3 separate regions of the Homo sapiens genome follow, and all the other regions are linked to region 1. The links are chromatin contacts, found by Hi-C or POLR2A ChIA-PET in ENCODE. All regions are on one chromosome and are shown on one strand. Each heading gives the region's core, a stretch centred on a gene start or an enhancer-like site at or near the end of the contact. The rest is flanking DNA. Distances are from core to core; before and after follow the strand shown.

The links. Hi-C counts contacts between places; a loop is a spot of excess contacts on that map. ChIA-PET counts read pairs that join two places held with the same protein, here RNA polymerase II (POLR2A). Pooled maps may share reads with other maps.
Region 2: a loop to region 1 is called in a map of CD8-positive, alpha-beta T cell, with 20 times the contacts of the local background. The contact joins the promoter of ERG28 here to the promoter of LINC01629 in region 1. A Hi-C loop is called at or near these places in 2 of 168 maps with a recorded cell type or tissue (CD8-positive, alpha-beta T cell and naive thymus-derived CD4-positive, alpha-beta T cell) and 8 of 50 pooled maps.
Region 3: a pooled map shows a loop between it and region 1 (2.7-fold over the local background). The contact joins the enhancer-like site here to the promoter of LINC01629 in region 1. A Hi-C loop is called at or near these places in 2 of 50 pooled maps. POLR2A ChIA-PET finds 5 or more read pairs at or near these places in 2 of 52 experiments (GM12878 and activated CD4-positive, alpha-beta T cell).

What each region holds. Positions count from the first base shown.
Region 1 is chr14:76,958,009-76,961,186 of GRCh38, reverse strand. It overlaps LINC01629 (long intergenic non-protein coding RNA 1629), which reads right to left and starts at 1,549. Exons shown (of 3, transcript NR_133913.1): 1 at 1,434-1,549. RefSeq lists enhancers at 1-41, 42-576, 1,659-1,728, 1,769-1,948.
Region 2 is chr14:75,659,385-75,662,566 of GRCh38, reverse strand. It overlaps ERG28 (ergosterol biosynthesis 28 homolog), which reads left to right and starts at 1,691. Exons shown (of 5, transcript NM_007176.4): 1 at 1,691-1,792. TTLL5 (tubulin tyrosine ligase like 5) reads right to left here and starts at 1,321. Exons shown (of 32, transcript NM_015072.5): 1 at 1,180-1,321. RefSeq lists an enhancer at 1,250-1,469 and a silencer at 1,580-1,629.
Region 3 is chr14:75,497,162-75,500,447 of GRCh38, reverse strand. No RefSeq gene overlaps it. Among named protein-coding and RNA genes, the nearest start is that of BATF, 24 kb to the left of the region's middle. RefSeq lists an enhancer at 3,258-3,286. Within about 2 kb of position 1,272, at least 2 of the 41 ENCODE cell types and tissues checked have a DNase peak (open chromatin) inside an H3K27ac peak, as active enhancers do; they include GM12878, where a contact is called at or near this core.

The DNA of each region.
Region 1 (3,178 bases), core at 300-2,799:
ATGGAAAAGTGGAGGTCAGTGGTTCCCCTACAGGCACTCCTGGGGTGCTGCAACCAAATGCTAGGACAGAGACCCCCACCCCCACCCCACTGCCGACACATACACAAAGGGCACACTTTGGTCTCCACTCCTCTATTTTCCAGAGCAGTGGCTTTCGAACATTTGAAATCAAGACCTGCACTAAGAAATGCGTTCCTATCTCAACCCATTACTCAGACAAGCATACTACCCTGAGGCAAAAACTTTATGAAATTAAACGTTCCTTTTAACCTGCACTTCTATTCTTACATTCTCTTCTATTTCCTTTTTTTAAAAAAAATTCTGGCTGGGCGTGGTGGCTCACGCCTGTAATTCCAGCACTCTGGGAGGCCAAGGCATGCGGATCACTTGAGGCCAGGAGTTCGAGACCAGCCTGGCCAACATGGCAAAACCCCGTCTCTACTAAAAATACAAAAAATTAGCCAGATGTGGTGGCAGGTGCCTGTAACGCCAACTACTTGAGAGGCTGAGGCTGGAGAATCACTTGAACCCAGGAGGTGGAGGTCAGTGAGCCAAGACTGTGAAACTGCACTCTAGCCTGGGCAGAGACTAGAGACTCTAGCCTGGACAGAATGAGACTGTCTCAAAAACAAACAAACAAAAAAATTCTGTGTATGACTATGATCCCTTAACTTGATTTCATGACCCACGAATGGATCTCAACCTACAACTGGAAAAACCCACTACTCTGGAGGAGCTGATTCCGTACTCTGCTGGATCTTCAATTCCTGACCGCTGGAAATTGGCTGCAATTTTCCTGGTGAGTTCCTCCCTCCATGTTCTCCTCACTAATACACCCTACACCAGACCTCCAGTCCTAAAAGCCACCACCTGCTTCACGTCACCACACCTGTGCCAATCAGATTTCCTCTGTTCCCTCTTGGACCTTCAGGGACCTCCAGGATAAATGCCAGGATCCCAGTTACTGGCAGACTGAGAGAAGGATGACAGCCCCAAAAGATCACGAGGTTCCTATCTGTTCATATTTGGTGGGCAGCTTTCGTCTGCAAGAACAAAATACAAGCCGGGTGAGGCGGCTCACATCTGTAATGCCAGTACTTTGGGAGGCCGAGGCAGGCGGATCACCTGATGTCAGGAGTTTGAGACCAGCCTGACCAACATGGCGAAACCCCATCTCTACTAAAAGTACAAAATTAGCCAGGTGTAGTGGTGCATGCCTGTAATCCCAGCTACTCGAGAGGCCGAGGCAGGAGAATCGCTTGAACCCGCGAGGCGGAGGTTGCAGTGAGCCGAGATCGCACCACTGCACTCCAGCCTGGGCGACAGAGAGAGACGCTGTCTCAAAATAAATAAATAAATAAATAAATAAATCAATAACAAAATACATAACTCAAGCAATTTAAACAGTGAGGGGTAAAACTGAAATCACATACCAGGAAGCCCAGAGGTCTGCGGTTCCAGGGTTGGTAAATGAAGTGACCACTCTATGTCTATTTCTCTCTTGTCATTGACACCCTTTGGAAGTGTCTTTTTCTACCTTAGTCTCAGTATGACAAGAGTGCTATGTCAGGGGGCTTTTGTAGGTAGCAGAAGGGAAGGGTGAGGCCAGGGTTTCAGCTGGCTGGGCAAGTGGGTGAGTCACTAAGTGGCTGGGCCCCTTTAGCCCCATGTAAGGACAGGCTGCAGCCACCCACTGCCCGCCCCAACTGTGTCTGGACAGAAATGGACATGTCTGCTTTGCAGCAGCCACGCCTCATGCTGGGATAAACCTATGAATCAGGAAGGCCACAGATGCTATCACCCGTTTCTCTCCACCAGTTACAGGCCCCGAAAGCAGAAATGGCTGTGGCCTCACCTACGAATCCTGAATGGCGAACCCAGCATCCTGTCTCTAGCTCAGTGCTGGATTCCCTGGAGCAGGAGTGCCAAATGTGGCAGTGAGGGAAACTCTTTGGTTCTCCCTTCCACTTTGGGCTCATTCTAAGTCTATTCTCTAGGCACTGAGACCCCTCATGTTGATTTCTTCTGCCTACATGGGCCTGTTGTCTGTCGGTTTTCCCAGGAAGAGCTGGGAACTTGAGGGTTGGGGTGGGTGGGTATAATGGTGGCAGAGTCTCCCCCGGTTTCTGTGTCTATGGTAGTACCTGATAGCACAGACCTTGCCTTAACCTAGGTCTAGTAGCATGTGGGACTGTGTGTGAACTGGAAGGAACATGAGTGCCACTTCCCTTACTATGTAGATGTGGAGCCCCAGGCTCAGAAGGGGATAGTGATTTGCCCAAGGCCACACGGCTCCTTAGCAGCAGAGGCATACACTGGGGTTTCCTGGACTTCAAGCCTCCACTCTTTTGCCACTCCCACCTGTGGGGATCCCTGCTTTGCCCCCTAATTGGCTCCACCTCCCAAAGTCATCATAAATGGCCCAGGTGAGAGTGGTGCCCTGTTGCTAGGGGCTACCGGGTCCAGGCAGTAACTCAGATGCCTGCCCCAGGAAAACCCTGACAGTGGAGGAAACGCCTGTGTTTCTATCCCAAGCTGGTTTGCCTCGCTCCTGCTGAACACAGTAAAAAGAAGGTAGAATCCACACTGCAGGCCCTGAGACAACAAATGCTCACCCTTCTGAGGAAAGCTGCCTTTAACAAAGGGGAGTAGGGCTTGGCTGGCCCTGGAAAGAATTTGCTACGGGTGCTGGTGTTAGGGAGGGTATGGTACCAGCCAGTGTGTAGGAGTTCTGCTCATGGGAGGGTGTACCGGGTGTGTGCTGATTCCTCTGTGTGTGCCCAGGAAGACGGCAGCTAGTGTAGACAACCAGGGAGTGCCTGACTGGCAGCTGGAATGCCAGGGTTCTCTCAGCCACCTGTCGGTCCTGTGACCTTGGGACTTAACCTCCCAGTCTCAGTTTTTCTCAGCTGCAAAATGGGGATGCTAAGAATCTCCTTCACAAGATTGCTAAAGAGGTAAAACGAATGGATGTGCATATTCTCCCAGCGGCTGGACAAAGTGGCTTATGCCTATAATTCCAGGACTTCAGTAGGCAGACGCAGGAGGATCACTTGAGCCCAGGAGTTCAAGACCAGCCTGGGCAACATAGCAAGACCCTGTCCCTTCAAAAAAAAATTAAAAATTAGCTGGGCATGGTGGCATGCACCTGTAGTCCCAGTTACTCAGGAGGCTGAAG
Region 2 (3,182 bases), core at 442-2,941, 1.3 Mb after region 1:
GGGAGTTCGAGACCAGCCTGACTAACATGGAGAAACCCCGTCTTTACTAAAAAAAAAAAAAAAAAATACAAAAAATTAGCCGGGTGTGCTGGCTCATGCCTGTAATCCCAGCTACTCGGGAGGCTGAGGGAGGAGAATCGCTTGAACCCGGGAGGCGGAGGTTGCGGTGAGCCAAGATCGCGCCATTGCACTCCAGCCTGGGCAACAAGAGTGAACTCCGTCTCAAAAAAAAAAAAACAACAAAAAACCCCTGCCAACATTTATTTAGACTCTATGACAAGCACGCTGACAAGATGCCATCATGTTTCCAGTAAAATAAATTCAACAATGAACCGAAAGATGAATATATTCTCTTGAATCAAAGGTCCATATAAATAGGTGGGGGAGGGGAGGAATGCCCTTCCACTCTTAAAAATTATTCTTCCTAAAAATCACAAAGTTTGGTACGACTCTCAAATAGACGATGAAATTAGGAAATTTCCAACACTGCATTTCTAACTTAAAATATTTTTTCTAAAGTAAAAAAGTACATGTTCGTTGTGTGTGTCAGAAGAAGAAATAGGAACTACAAATAAAAGAAACATGTTTAAATGACCATAATCCCAAATTACTCAGCGATAATTACTTGCTGTCAATCCTTCTTAACTTTTCCATGCATTCATAAATACGATGAGACTGTAAATAAGACAAAAAAAAAACAGACCCCGATAATGATCAAAGATCTTCGGCGCAATAGGCAATGTCTAACAACTTCAATGGCTTTCTTCAGGGGATTCTCAACGGGATTTCTTGATCTTTCCCAAAATGCTGGGAAGCCCTTTAAGTTTAAACAAACAAAACCTCCAAACGGGAAGGGATGCCAACCTCTCCTAGGCTGCCTGCAGAGCGGGGAGAAACAGGTCTATCGGAAGAAGAGTAGAGATACTCACCTAAGGAGACTCCTCTCCCGAAAGGAATCTGCTTCTCAGCCCCACCCCCAGCTCACCCCAATCCCACGTAGGTCCGCAGATGCTCCCCCCGGGAAGGACGGGACGACCCCGCAGCCGCGATTCAACGCGGCGCGCCCGGAAGCCAACAGCTACTCCCGGGCTCTGAGCGGGAAGTCCTGCTGCAGGCGCCAGCCCGGACCCGGGAATGCTCCTCCCTAGGGTAGGGAAGCGCGCGGGCGCAGGCGTTTACCTGTCTCATCTTCCCATGGTTCGGGGCGAGCAGGCGTGGACCGCGCTCTGCGCCTACCTCCCTCCTCCTTCCCCAGGAAGGCTCAGGGCAGCCGCCGACGGCTGCTTCCCCGGTTACTACAACAACCAACAAGCAACCGCCCGCTCGGAGCCACTGCGCAGGCGCTCATAACGCTCAGCTGCGGACGCGGGCGAATGTCGTCACCGCCGCGCAGCGCGGGCGCAGAGCCCTGCCCTCAGCTGAAGGGAGTCTTCTTTTTTTTTTTTTTTTCCGCTGTTTTTTTCTCCGCCCCTAAGAGGTTGACTCCAAACCCGGAGTTCCGCTAGGTCCAACAGGAGGGCTTACGGCGTGAGCGGCGTACCTGGGGAGAGGCTTAGGCAGCGGCAACCGCTGATTGGCAGTAAAGGGGTTCACTCCCCATCTCCTGCTCGGGCGAAACCGGGACAGCCAATCAGAGAGAGTACTGACGGAAACGGCCCAATCCTGGAGCAGGGCTGAGGGAGGGGGCGGGGACAAATGGCTCAGGTGGACTCCGGGCTGGAGCTGTCCTGGGGGAGCTTGTTTGCGGCAGCGGCTGCTGCTGCCACTGCTGTGCTGGGGGCCCGGTCGCCAGGTAAGGAGAATATGGGGGAGAAGAGGGATGTAGGTGTCTGTGTTGCTTCTGATTGAGAGGATCCGGAGAGTCTGGAAAAATGGAGGTGGGATGGAAGGAAGATAACTGGAAGGCAACCTTTTGGGGGGAAAAGGTTTCGAGAGGCGATGACAAGGGGGAGCTAGGAAGATGGAGAAGGCTTGGTGAATTCAAGGAACGAAGGAATGGATGAGCGAATGAGCAGCCACTATGAGCCTAGCACTGTACAAAGAGCCTTCACTTTTTGTCATATAATTCTTACAATAGCCCTTCGGGTTGATATTTCTATCTCCATTTTGCAGATGAGGAAACCGAGACTGAAAAGTGTAAATGACTTACCCAGGGTCACACAGCTACTAAGTGGTAGGGCCAGGATAAGAATCCCTTTCTCCTGATTAAGTTTTAACAGCACACCTATGCTGGGCTGGGCTTGGCTGGGCTGGGCCAGGGCCAGGACAAAATTTGGAAATAGATGTTGTATACACTCTAAGAGGCCCTTAAGCTTTAGGGAAATTAGGTTGAGAAATTGGCAGAGCAATTCAGAAGTGCTCAGGCTCTGTCCTCATCAGCTATCTGTTGGGATTTCTAACAGATAACACTTCTGTGAAATGGAAGGCATACTTGTGCAGAAAAGTGGAGAGGTGCATCCATGCAGCTTTTCTAAACCCCGGAGGAGTCTCCTCTTGAGAGAGAGTGAGAAAATAAAGAGGATGGGTGGATCTTGGCCCAAATGATAATGGCCTGTGATGTCCAGTAGACCCTCAGTCTCTCTGATCTTCGACAGAGACCACCTTTGTGATCCAGCTCTCCCTGAAGGGCTCATCAATTCACCCTTCCTTCTCTAGATCTCTTTATTGCTTGTTTGGGGCGGGGAGTTGGCGGGGGGGGGCGGCGGTGTTTCACACTGTCTTGGGCCATTGCTGACTTTAATATCTGTCCCACTGGGTAGCAGAGAACAATACCGAAACTTGTATTGCCAAAGTGACAAAGAAAGCCTGTTAGTTTATTACCACTTCAGGCCCAAGAGGTTAACCTGACAACAGATAAACCGTGGACCAAGAAAATAATAATGAGGATGGGAAAAAGTCATTCCATTATTAGATTATTTATCTATTTTGGTTTTATTTAAATCAGACTAACTGAAATTACTACTCAACAAGAGTTGAACTAAGCCTTAAAAAAAAAAAAAAAAAGGCTGGGTGCTGTAGCTCACACCTGTAATCCCAGCATTTGGGAGGCGAGGCCAAGGTGAGTGGATCAGTTGAGCCCAAGTGGAGAGGTTGAGGTAGGAGGATCACTTAAGCCTTTGATTTCAAGGCTGCAATGAGCCATGACTATGCCACTGCATTCCAGCCTGTGTGACAGAGCAAGA
Region 3 (3,286 bases), core at 23-2,522, 1.5 Mb after region 1:
CCTCCTGAGTAGCTGGGATTACAGATGCGCACCACCATGCCTGGCCAATTTTTGTATTTTTAGTAGAGATAGGGTTTCACCATGTCAGCCAGGCTGGTCTCAAACTCCTGACCTCAAGTGATCTGCCCACCTCGGGCTCCCAAAGTGCTGGGATTACAGGTGTGAGCCACCATGCCCAGCCTTATTTTTTTTTAATTAAAATTTAAAAACCATTTAAACCTATTTACTTATTTACCATTGTATGCCCTGCAGTTTTGAGTGAACATCCTAAGGCTACCCTTTTGTGAGTTCTCCTTTTGGTTTAGTCCTGGCTTGGTTAGCAGAACCTAAAAGAATAGCCACTTCCAAAAACACGCTGGTAGGAGGTGAGGTTCCAAAGCCCAGTCCTGCCAGCTCCTATGGTGGGAAGAGCGACTGGAGCCTGGGGCCCGGGACTCCTGGCAACCCCAGCTCTACAAATGGCTGTGGGACTCTGAGAAAGCCTCTCCCAGGCTCAGGCGTCATCTGTGGAGTGGGAATAATAAAAGTAGCCACACGCTTTGTTGGGAGAGTTCAATGAGATGATGACTAGAAAGCGCTTAGGCCTGAGCACGTGGTCACCGCTCCTTAAATGTCTGCTGTGTTGGTGTCACTGCCGCTACCTTTTAGTTGTCACCGCTGCTCCTGGATTCCTCTGAAAAAGCTCAGGGAGACGCCATCTTCAAGCCTCATTAGGCATCTCCTTTGTGAAGAGCTCAGCCCCAAGGGCAAAATAAGGTCCCAGTGCTTCCAACAGTCCCTACTCTCAAGCCAGAGACAAAGAGAACAACGTCAGAGTCAATTCTCTAACTACCTTAATGACACTGAGAGCTGAGCCCTGAGCCCCGGGAAAGTTCCTGTGATGTGGTTGGAAAACTCCGTATCCCCTACTCAGCATGATGTCTCCGCCATTTGCTGGCCTGGATGTCCTGGACCCAGACAAAGCTCGACCATTTTCTGCTGTGTATGGTGTTCAGGACAGATGGTCCAGGCAGAAAGTTCAGCTCACTCTACCCAAAAATTTCACAGCAAGACCGCAGCTACGTGAATTCTACATTTTCTGTTGACAGCCCTGAAACCATAAAGTCCAGGTTCCAGTTGACTTAAAAAAAAAAAAAGAAAAGCACACGGTCATGGTGGTGTGCACATCCAGAAATTCAGACTGCGGGTCACCAGGCCCAGGGGCTTCTAGATGTTTAGTCTAAGGCAACAGAGTCTGGGCCTGCTACTGAGGTTTCTTGCTCTGAATCACCCAGCACAGAGGCAACCAGCAGTGGCTTTGACAACCCAAGCCACAGTTACACATCTCGCTGATTCTGAGGAAAGGGATGGTCCTCAAACTCTCTGGGGGCTCCCAACCTCATTTATAGAGCAGTTCTCTTGTATGTACAGTGGGTTGTAGAGCCTATTTCAGAATTTCTATGTCTACTTATTTTTATCCAAAAGTAATAAGAAAGAAATTAAGCTATGATCATATTTAATAATTAGTATAAGAGCAAACATCTATTTTGTAAATAAATATTTGTATACTGTCTTGTAAGCAATTATACATATGGTTTGTTTTTTTTTTTGAGATGGAGTCTCACTCTGTTGTCCAGGCTGGAGTGCAGCAGTGCCATCTCGGCTTACTGCAACCTCTGCCTCCTGGGTACAAGCGATTCTCCTGCCTCAGCTTCCCGAGTAGCTGGGATTACCGATGCGCACCACCATGCCCAGCTAATTTTTGTATTTTTAGTAGAGATGGGGTTTCACTATGTTGGCCAGGCTGGTCTTGAACTCCTGACCTCAAGTGATCTGCCTGCCTCAGCCTCCCAAAGTGCTGGGATAACAGGTGTGAGCCACTGCAGCCAGCCCTGTATTTATATTATATACAGACATGTACAAATATTTTTGCATGCTAAAAAATTTAACAGGGGGTGGGGTGGGCTAAGGCAGTGTGTCCCAGGCCATGGGTCCCTGTGCAAAATAATTTCTAATGAAATTTATAAATTAAAAAAATTCTTTTAATTTAACAGATGGAATGGATAATCCAGGAGGATTGGAGATGGCAGCTCTGCAGGACAAAGCCCCCACTCCCTCATGTGGTCCCTCTTCTTTCTGGTAAGCTTTCCAGCCAGAAGCTGGAGACGTTCCACTCTTCGCTGCTCTGGCCACTGGTCCAGGACCCCCACCATTGTCTTTCTCAGCTCTGCTCGTCTACTCTTTTTTTTTTTTTTTTTTTTTTTTTTTGAGGTGGAGTCTCGCTCTGTCACCGAGGCTGGAGTGCAGTGGCGCGAACTTGGCTCACTGCAAGCTCCACCTCCCGGGTTCACTCTATTCTCCTGCCTCAGCCTCCTGAGTAGCTGGGACTACAGGCACCTGCTACCACGCCCGGCTAATTTTTTGTGTTTTTAGTATAGACGGGGTTTCACTGTGTTAACCAGGATGGTCTCGATCTCCCAACCTCGTGGTCCGCCCACCTCGGCCTCCCAAAGTACTCTTCTATTCTTGCTGCTTCCTCTGGGTTTTCTCCTACCCCTTTGGCCTAGCCAACTCCTAGTTGTTCCTTAGGCCTGCACTCAGTTGCCATCCCCAGTGGGAAACGTTCTCTGATGCACCAGGATGGAGGTTCTTGGGAGCCCTTCACTGCCTGTGCATTCCCTTAGCATGGCGTTTTCATCTCATTGCCGCGCTATCCACAGGTCCATCTCACTCACTAGCTGTAGATAAGATCATCTTAGTCCCTCTGCTCCTCAGTACCCATTACAATGCCTGCAGGTGAAGTTACCAAGGAGGCCTCTTCTCTTCCATTCATGGTGCCAGGAAGACCACTGATTAAAACCCGTTGCAGAAAAGAAGGAGCATCTTCTCCAGACTCCCATTCCTTCCAGAGCATAGGTCAAATTGTGACTGCCAGGCCAAGAGTCTCTCTTCAAGAAAGAGAAGAAAGTTCCCCTTCAACAACACTCCCCCTACACCCCCTCAGGACTGTGGTTCCTCCAGCACGAAGTCTAACCAAGGACTTCCCCTGGTGGCTCTGTCAGAGCCCAGGCTGAGCGAGCTCCTTCTGCAGAAACTCGATAACATCAGAATATGGTGAGGTTCCAGGCAGCAGACCGTCCTTCTGCTGTGACTGGAAAAGAGGCCTTCAAAAGAGCTGAAGGCCTCCTCTGGGCAGGGACCTCCAGAGGCCCAGGGTGGCTGGCTTCTCAGGGTTTCTCATCACTGCAGCTCCCCTGCTTCTGCTCATCTCCCTCCATTTCCGCACAGGCCTTCCCCACGTGTCTGA